Regions from separate parts of the Homo sapiens genome. Here region 2 is linked to region 1. A link is an interaction called in ENCODE POLR2A ChIA-PET data of the cell type or tissue named here. Cell type or tissue: Panc1. All regions are shown on one strand.

Region 1 (5,000 bases):
TTTAGTTGAGACGGGATTTCACCATGTTGGCCTGTCTGTTCTCGAACTCCTGACCTCAAGTGATTTGCCTGCCTTGGCCTCCCAATGTGCTGGGATTACAGGCGTGAGCCACCATGCCTGGCTTAACTACTAATTTTCTATACTGTTCTAGACTCTAGGCTGAAATGTAGATTCAGCTTCTCCAGAGGCCTTTCTCTAACTTAGATGTTCTTTGTGTCAATTTGTAGTTTCCTGCCTGTACTTACTATTGTATACATATTTTGTTTATTATCTCACTTTTACATATGTTAATTGTAAGACCTTCATACACACCTGTTGAAGTTTGTAGGCAGTAGAGCTATATCTTTTTTTTTTTTTTTTTTGAGACTGAGTCTAGCTCTTGTTGCCCAGGCTGGAGTGCAATGGCACCATCTCGGCCCACTGCAACCTCCGCCTCCTGGGTTTAAGCGATTCTCCTGCCTCAGCCTCGCAAGTAGCTGGGATTATAGTCGCCTGCCACCATGCCCGGCTAATTTTGTATTTTTATTAGAGATGGGGTTTCACCATGTTGGTCAGGCTAGTCTTGAACTCCTGACCTCAGGTGATCCACCCACCTTAGCCTCCCAAAGTGCTGGGATTACAGGCGTGAGCCACCGCGCCTGGCGAGCTGTATCTTTTTTGCAGGTGAACAACTTAAGGCTCTGAGAGAGGAAACAGGATCCACTAGCAATCCTCTTCCATTTTCTCCCAAACTCCCACAATCCTAGGTTTCCACTAGTCTACTTTGTGTTTCTATGTATTTGCCAGTTGGAGATATTGCATATACATGGAATCATAAAATATATAGCCTTTGTGTCTCATTTCTTTTATTTTTAATTTTTCTTTTTTTTTTTTTTCTGGGAAGCACAGTCTTTGTCCAAGACCAGAGGCAGGCACTTCCTGTGTCTAGTTTCTTTCACTTAGCATAGTGTTTTTAAGGTTCATCCATGTTGTAGCATATATTAGCATTTTATTCCTTTTTGTGGTTGAATATTTCATTTTATGGATATGCCACATTTTATTCATTCATTAGTTAATGGACATTTGAATTGTTTTCACTTTTTGGCTATTATGAATAATGCTGCTATGAACAATTGCATACAAGTTTTTGTGTAGGTACCCGTTTTCATTTTTCTTGGGTGTATACCTAGAAGTGGAATTAATTGCTCAGTCATGTAGTAACCCTGACTCTGTATTTAGTCTTTTGAAGAACTACCAGGCTGTTTCCCAAAGCAGCTGCATCATTTTGCCACTGGCAGTGGTGTATGTGTGAGAGTTCTGATTTCTTTACATCCTCTCCAACACTTGTTATTTTCTCCTTTTGATGATAACCTGTCTTTTGATTATAGTATGAATCCACCAGCTGTTTTGTTCTTTTTCCTGATCGTTTTGGCTATTCTAGGTCCCTCGAATTTCCAAATGAATTTTAGAGACTGTAAATCTTTGCCAAAAAAAAAAAAAAAAAAAAAAAGCCAGCTGGGATTTTGATAGGGATTATGTTGAATCTGTTGAGGAAAATTGCCATCTTAACAATACAGTCTTCAAGTCCGTGAACAAGGGATGCTTTCCATTTACTTTGGTCTATTTTATTTTTTTCAACAATGTTCTGTAGTTTTCAGAGTCTAAGTATTGTACCTTGTTAAATTTATTCCTAAATATTTTATTCTTTTTGATACCATTGTAAAAGGAATTGTTGTCTCAAATCCATTTTCAGAATGGTAAACTCTTAATATACTTATTTTCTTTCATTTAAACCTAACCACTAGTGTAAGAGGTAAGTATTATTTATTTTTGCAGATGAGAAAATAAGCTTAAAGAATTTAAATGATTTTGCCCACAAGACAACCAAGTCAGTATCTCTGAGAAGACATCTGGATAAATGAAGAGGCAGTTCACACACCTGACTACAAAACTTGCATGCTTTTGTTTTCCATTTGAAACCCAGGATGCAGTGCCAGGAAGGTGGGAGGGGAAAGTCGAGGTATCTCAAGTGAATGAGCCGTGCCAAAAAGACGGTTGGATCCTGCATAGTGGTGAGAGGGGTGATCCATTCTGCCTCATCATTTAAGCTGTCTGGAGGTATTTGGAGGCAGTTTGATTTAGAGATTAAAGACTCTGGTCCTGGATTTGAGCTCGGGCTTCACTATTTAACTTGCTATATGACTCAGCAAGTTACTTTGATTCTCTAGCTTTCATTTTCTTCTCCTGCTCCTATAGAGCAGTTGTAAAGCCCTACCTACCTGGTAGGGTTGTTGTTAAAAAGATTAAATCAAATACCATTCTTGTTTGCAGAGCTCAGGGCCTACCACACCGTAAATTGTCAGTTAAATATTAACTGCAGGCCGGGCGTGGTGGCTCACGCCTGTAACCACAGCACTTTGGGAGGCCGAGGCAGGCAGATCACGAGGTCAGGAGTTCGAGACCAGCCTGACCAACATGGCAAAACCCTGCCTCTACTAAAAATACAAAAAATTAGCCAGGCGTGGTGGCGTGCGCCTGTAATCCCAGCAACTCAGGAGGCTGAGGCAAGAGAATCACTTAAACCCAGGAGACGGAGGTTGCAGTGAGCTGAGATCCCGCCACTGCATTCCAGCCTGGGCAACAGAGTGAGACTCCGTCTCAAAAAAAAAAAGTTAACTGCAATTGTTCTTTTGCTTACAGCTTTATTCTTACTCCATGCTTATTTTTCTCTTTTCAGTACAAGTTCAGGGACCTAACTGTGGAAGAACTAAGGAATGTAAATGTATTTTTCCCACATTTCAAATATTCCATGGACACCTATGGTAAGAATCATATCCTCTAGTTTAAATGCTGCATTATTTGAACTACTAATTTTTGGTCCTAAAGAGCTGCAAAATTGTAATTTCTCTTTTTCTCTTTTATCCTCTGATTTTCAGCTATACTTTATGACCTGCAATTTCTGAGAAAGCTTAAATTAATACAATGTATCTTGTATTAGTTTTCTATTGCTGCTGTAACAAACTACCACAAACTTAGTGGCTTTAAAAAACACACGTTTACTGTGTTATAATTCTGTAGGCAAGAAGTCCACCACAAATTTCTATAGCTTAGAAAGTAAACTAGAGGTTTGACTTGGCTAAAATCCAGGTGTCAACTGCCTTTGTTTCTGGAGGCTCTGGGAGATAATGTTTCCTTGCCTTTTTCAGTTTCTAGAGGTCACCCACATTCCTGGGCTCTTGGTCTCCTTTCTCCATCTTCAGAGCCAGCAGTGTTGCATGTCTCTAACCATTCTTCTATAGTCAAATCGCCCTCTGACCACAGCTGGGAAAGATTCTCTGCTTTTAAGGACCAATGTGATTAGATTAGACCCACCCCAGTAATACAGGATAATTTCTTCATCTCAGACTCCTTAATTTTTTTAAGGCTAGCCAAGTGATCAGAGTCACTAATCACATCTAAAAAATCCCTTTGCCAAGTAAGGTGACATATTCACAGGTTCCAAGGGTTAGATATGGACATCTTTAAAGGACCTTTATTCGGCCTATCATATGTATATGGTTGATTCTAAATCATTAACAGTTTTAGTTATTCTGTTCACCTAATAGTAAGAATTTGGTTTTCTAAGAAATATTTTACTTTATTATCTTAATCTTTCTTTTTTTTTTTTTTTTTTTGAGATGGAGTCTTGCTCTGTCGCCCAGGCTGGAGTGCAGTGGCACCATCTCAGCTCACTGCAACCTCTGCCTCCTAGGTTCAAGCGATTCTCCTGCCTCAGCCTTCCGAGTAGCTGGGATTACAGGCACCCACCACCATGCCCGGCTAATTTTCTTGTATTTTTAGTAGAGATGGGGTTTCACCATGTTGGCCAGTCTGGTCTCGAACTCCTGACCTCAATTGATACATCCACCTCGGCCTCCCAAAGTGCTGGGATTACAGGCGTAAGCCACTGTGCCCGACCATGGGCTCTTTTATGAAGACACTAGTCTCATTCATGAGGGCCCAAAGGCCCCCCTCCAAGGTAGTTTGATTGTTTGAAACCAGAGATAGTGTTTCCTGTACTCAATCCTGAGATTAGGGCGTTGATTCTCTATCAGTGTGTCCCAGTTACTGATGGGAAAGTTGAACTTTCAGAGATATGAATGTTGAAAAGAGGTTGAGAATAATGAAATTAGAGAAACCAAAGAAGGTAATTATTGATCTAACAGTTTGCTTTAGAAAGCAATGCTGGCAGTTTTTCTTCTGGTTCTAAAAGTGACTATAACTGATTTTGTTACATGCGATAATGTTTTTTTGTTTGTTTGTTTTTTGTTTTTTGGTTTGTTTTTGCGGGAGACTGGAGGTTGGTTGGTTGGTTGGTTTGTTGAGACGTAGTCACTGTCTGTTTGCCCAGGCTGCAGTGCAGTGGCACGATCTCAGCTCACTGCAACCTCCCCCTTCCAGGTTCAAGCAATTCTCATGCATCAGTCTCTCTAGTAGCTGGAACTACAGGCGCATGCCACCACGCCCTGCTAATTTTTGTATTTTTAGTAGAGATGAGGTTTCACCATGTTGGCCAGGCTGGTCTTGAACTCCTGACCTCAAGTGATCCACCCACCTTGGCCTCCCAAAGTGCTGGGATTACAGGCATGAGCCACTGTGCCAGACCTGGAATTTTACTGTTACTCAAATCAGTCGCCCCGAGCATTGTGAGAACAGTTTTTAATGACAGCTTGGTGGGTGGGGGGAAGCCAGTGAGCCAGGAGTGCTGATTGGTTAGGTAGAAGATGAAATCATGGGAAGTTGAAGTTGTCCTCTTGCTCTAGGTCACTTCCCGGGTTGGGGCCACAAGATCAGATGAGCCAGTTTATCAATCTGGGTGGTGCCAGCTGATCCATCAAGTGTAGGGCCTGCAAAATATCTCAAGCACTGATCTTAGGAGCAGTTTAGGGAGGACCAGAATCTTGTAAGCTTCCAGGTGCATGATTACTAAACCATAATTTTTATTTTATTTTACTTTATTTATTTATTTATTTATTTTTCTG
Region 2 (5,000 bases), 200 kb before region 1:
CAATTCTGAAGATTCTTGCAAAACTAACAATGTGTGTATTTCATCATCTGCCTAAAGATGTTGTCTGGTATAAATTATAAATTACAGTTGTGAAAATAACCATACTCCATGCTAGAGAACAAACGTAAGATGAACCATCATTTTATATGCCCTATTCTATGTTTTCTGTAAATCTGTATTTTGTAATAGTTGAAATTAGTCCACATATAGGTTTATAGCCTGCATTTTTCACTTAACATTTTGTCATGACTTCTCTGTTTATACTTGGTTGGCTGACCCCTGCTTTATTTAACTATGTCTTTATTGTTGCACATAGTCAATAATGAGCATCTCCAGGCACATAGCTTTTCCATCTCAGAGTCTCAAAGCATCCATCTGAAGCACCCTCAAGAGATATGATGGGATCAAGGTGGTTAAAGAGGGGTGCAAGGAAAAGAACATGTCGTGGCCCTGGCGTCTGGAGTAGAAAAAGAACAGGGAGCTTGGTGCAGTGGCTCATGCCTGTAATCCCAGCACTTTGGGAGGCTGAGGCAGGGGATCATTTGGGGTCAGGAGTTTGAGACCAGCCTGGCCAACACGGTGAAACTCTGTCCCTAGTAAAAATATAAAAATTAGCCAGGCATGGTGGCGCACACCTGCAGCCCCTCCTACTCAGGAGGCTGAGGCATGAGAATTGCTTGAACCCAGGAGGCAGAGGTTGCAGTGAGCCAAGATAGCGCCGCTGCACTCCAGCCTGGGTGACAGAGTGAGACCCTGTCTCAAAAAGAAAAAAAGAAAAAGAACAGGGAACCCAAGAGTTGGAACCAAGGAGAGGATGGAGAGGAAGATAGATCATGGGCCAGGGGGTCAAGGTCACAGAGCCCTAGGGGTGGCAGAGGGACATGCAGCTCTGTCAGATTTCAGAGGGAAGTCTGTCCTTCCAGTGTTTTGTTTGTTTGGTGTGGGAGGCTTTTATTAAATTGTGGTAAAATACACATAACACGAAATTTACCATTTTAACCAATGTTAACTGTATAATTTTGTGGCGTTAAGTATATTTACAGTGTTATACAACCATCACCACTGTCCATCTCCAGAATCTTTTTATCTTCCCAGACTGAATCGCTGTACTCATTAAATACTAATTCCTCATTCCCATCTCCCCCAGCCTCTGGTGACCTCCGTTCTACTTTCTGTCTCCATAAATTCACCTATTCTAGGTGCCTCGTGTAAGTGGCATCATGTTTGTCTTTTTTTGTCTGGCTTCTTTCACTTAGCCTAATGTTTTCAAGGGTCGTCTCTGTGGTATCATATATCAGAATCTCATTTATTTTCAAAGCTGAATATATTCCATTGTATGGATATACCACATTGTTTGGCCATTCATCTGTTTCCACCTTTTGGCTATTGTGAATAATACGGCTATGAACATTGGTGTGCCAGGATCTGTTTGAGCCCCCGCTTTCAATTCTTTGGGGTATATACCTCGCAGTGGAATTGCTGGATCGTATGATCATTCTGTGTTTCACTTTTTGAGAGGTGCAGGGTGCATTTTTTAAAAAGGATTTTTGTGTGCCCAGTATGAAGACCACTGAGTGAAGTCTTAGGAATAGAGAGTCCAGGAAGAAGCTGTTAATTTAAAAACTAAATGTTGTTTGGGTTCTGCATGGCCATGGAGGTAACAGAGAAGAGAGAAGAGGGAACAGAATACAAATGAGTCTGACTCCGTTTCTGAAGAATTGTTGTGATTTAGAGGCATTGTGGGTGGAAAAAGAAAGCTCTCAGGAGAGATCTTAGTGGGTGGAATTGATTCAAGCATGCAAGTATTTACTGTACCAGGCACTGTGGTGGACACAAGGCCCTCAGCAATCAACACGACCACAAGGACCCTGCCCGCAAGGAGCTTAATGTCTAGTGGAGGTGCCAGAGGAGTCACCTGGCAACAGTGGTCTGTACTGATGCATTCTAGGCTCATCATAAGCACTCACTCTTACTGAGTGCTTACTACATTATCTCAATCTTGGTGACAGTTCAGTGAAGACGGTTTCTGTTATCCTCAATTTGCAGGTGAGGAAACAGAGAGCTTGAGTAACTCTATTTCAGGTACGCACAGCAAGAGTCAGAGCCAGAATTTAAACCTAGGCAGTAACTGTGCTCTGTAGGGCTGTGGGAACACAGGAGAGACACCTGCCCAGGACGGAGGTCAGAGAAGGCTTTCCGAAGGCAGGGGTCAGGTGAGTATTTTCACGCAAGTCAGCTGTGTTCTTCTTTAGCCCATGATGTAAAACAGTGCTTTCCTATAGTAGCAGCAGTAGCGTTCAGCCCTGCTTCCAGGGACTCTAGACACTCAGGGAGACCCCTTCACTGAGACTCCACTTCAGAGGAAGATGATCACTTCTATCATCCTTGCTGCTTATCATGAGGCAGGGAGGCTGGGGGTGAGGCATTGCCATTTCCCACTGCCATCTGCTGCCTCTGCTACTTCCCTAGCTGGTCAGCATCTGAGGTACCTCAGAGGGACCTCCTGGGGCCCCTTCGGGGCAGCATCAGGCCAGTGGGCTAAGAGTTAGGCAAATACGAGGCCTAGGAGTGGCAGTGAAAATCATATATCCACCTTCTGTGCCACATCACTGTCCCAAGATACTCCCACCACCACAGAGCCCTGTCTTACCAAAGTACAGATGTGGCCAAGTCTCTGGTGTTTCCATCCTTCTGTGGCTCCCCATAGCTTGCAGCCGTATTTCTCAACAGGGACCTACTGGCCTTTGGGTGGGAGAGTTCTTTGATGTAAAAGCATCCCTGGCCCCATCTCCTATATATTTGCCTGGAGCACCCTTCAGTCATTATAACAACCAAAAATGCTCACACATGTTCTTCAGGTTTACTTTACAAGCAGTCCAATGTATAGATCTTAAGTGTTCTGTTCAGTGCATTTTGACAACTGCATGAGCTCATATAACCATCACCAAGAGCAAGACTCAGAAGATTTCCATCACCCGCAAAAGTTCAGAGATAACGATTATTCCAATTTCTATCATTGTAGATGGATTTTGTCTGTTCCTAATCGTCATATAAGTGGAATCATATAGTACATGCTCTTTTGTGTCATGAAATAGTTTTTAAGAAGCCAGACGCAGTGGCTCATACCTGTAACCCCAGCACTTTGGAAGGCCAAGACGGGTGGATCATCTGAGGTCAGGAGTTCGAGACCAGCCTAGCCAACATGGTGAAATCCCATCTCTACTAAAAATACAAAAATTAGCTGGGCATGGTGGTACACACCTGTAGTCCCAGCTACTCGGGAGGCTGAGGCAGGAGAATCCCTGGAACCTGGGAGGTGGAGGTTGCAGTGAGCCAAGATCATGCCACTGCACTCAAGCCTGGGTGACAGAACGAGACTCCATCTCCAAAAAAAAAAAAAGACATAGTTTTTGAGATCCATCCACGTTGTCACGTTTTCCCCACTAACCCCCAATACACACACAGATTTCTAAATGCCAACTAGCATGGCAATACCTGCCTCTGTCCCCCTGAGAAAAAATGGCCTGTGAGTCAAAGTTAGTGTGTCTTAGGCTGATTCATGAAGCCGTCTGCTGTGTGACAAGAGTCCCTCTTACGTCTACTCTGTGGCTACACTGAGCTGCCTCGTCTGCCTGGCATACCTTGTGCTTTCACCTCTCCGGGCCTTTGCCCTGCAGTGTTCCCTGCCTGGAATGTCCTCCCTGTATCTGGTGAACTCCTGCTTGTCCTTCGGGTCTCTTCTGTGCAGCTTCCCAGACTCTGTTTTTGTGCCCTCCTGAGTGCTCCCATAAGACAGCCTCAGTGGGCCTTTAATGCATTTCTCACTCAACTCACTAGGCCGAATGCTGGGTGGAGGGCAGGGACTGGCTCTTAGTTATCTGTGTGTCCCCCAAGGCTCAGTACAGAGCCTGATATTAAAGAAATTGATATAAGATTATAGTAAGATTATCTTAGAGACAAACTGGGTTTAAAATACAAAATATATTCTGAACCACCCCCTGGAGCTAATAAAGTTGGAGCTGGGCATGGTGGCTCATGGCTGTAATCCCAGCACCAGGCCGAGGCGGGTGGATCACTTGAGGTCAGGAGTTTGACACCACCCTAGCCAATATGGTGAAACCCCATCTCTACTAAAAATACAGAAACTAGCCAGGTGTGGTGGCAGGCTCCTGTAGTCCCAGCTACTTGGGAGGCTGAGGCAGGAGAATTGATTAAACCCGGGAGGCGGAGGCTGCAGTGAGCCTAGATCGCGCCGCTGCGCTCCAGCCTGGGTGACAGAGGAAGACTCCATCTCAAAAAAAAAAAAAAGTGGTCAAAAAAAGACAGTCTGATCTCTGGCTACAGATGATAAATGTAAACTGACTTCCTGCCAGTGAGGCAGAGACCTCCATCCCTTCCCCAGAGGACCTAGCATCATGGGAAGTGGCATGGATGAGTGCAAAGTAGCGCAGCTCAGGGAGTCAAGGGGGCCGGGGCGGGGCCGGGGGGGTGCGGCAAAGATCAGAGTCAATCTCAGAAGGCTGCCTGGAGGAGGTGAGTTCCAAAGGTTTTCAAAGAGGTCTCTGTGTCAAGCCTAGGAGTTGCATAATCAGAGTGTGAGAGCCCTAAAGCATGATTCAAGGCCACCTGGATCGTGGGCCTGATCTGTCCTCTCATGACCCTGGTACTGAGTGTCATGCAGCAGCCCTTCCCTCTTCCTTCACTCCTTTCCACTCATGTCTTTCTTCTTTTTCTCCCACTTGGTCTTTCCTTCCCATCTTCCTTCCAAATCTGAGTGTAAAGGAAAGAGCTGGACCTGCCTTCCATGTTTTTTTCTCCTCTGCACTGGGCTTTCTGTCGTGGGGGATAAAGAGGGGGTTTTATCCCTTGCCCCTTGTCAGCCTGGGAAGTTTACAGAAGCCAAAGTTATGGACAAGAGAGCCAGGGAGCAGCCCGGGACAGGGTGTGGCTCATTACCAGTTTCCAAGTCACAAAAAGTGCTGGGGGAAGGATTGAGCCAG

Evidence for each region. ChIA-PET counts read pairs that join two places held together with the same protein. Peaks named below come from ENCODE experiments on the same cell type or tissue, not always from the same donor. Only the 100,000 strongest peaks of a DNase experiment are listed, where the experiment ranks them.
Region 2: POLR2A ChIA-PET joins it to region 1 with 6 read pairs; 2 of 35 experiments call an interaction of 5 or more read pairs at or near these places.

What each region holds. Positions count from the first base shown.
Region 1 is chr11:18,576,525-18,581,524 of GRCh38, reverse strand. UEVLD (UEV and lactate/malate dehyrogenase domains) reads left to right here. Exons shown (of 12, transcript NM_001040697.4): 2 at 2,717-2,801. Among named protein-coding and RNA genes, the nearest start is that of UEVLD, 9.7 kb to the left of the region's middle. RefSeq lists a silencer at 2,316-2,497. In Panc1, no CTCF peak of the experiment used is centred here; no DNase peak of the experiment used is centred here; H3K27ac peaks cover 2,643 bases.
Region 2 is chr11:18,780,632-18,785,631 of GRCh38, reverse strand. The region is part of intron 1 of PTPN5 (protein tyrosine phosphatase non-receptor type 5); the gene reads left to right. Among named protein-coding and RNA genes, the nearest start is that of PTPN5, 8.7 kb to the left of the region's middle. In Panc1, no CTCF peak of the experiment used is centred here; no DNase peak of the experiment used is centred here.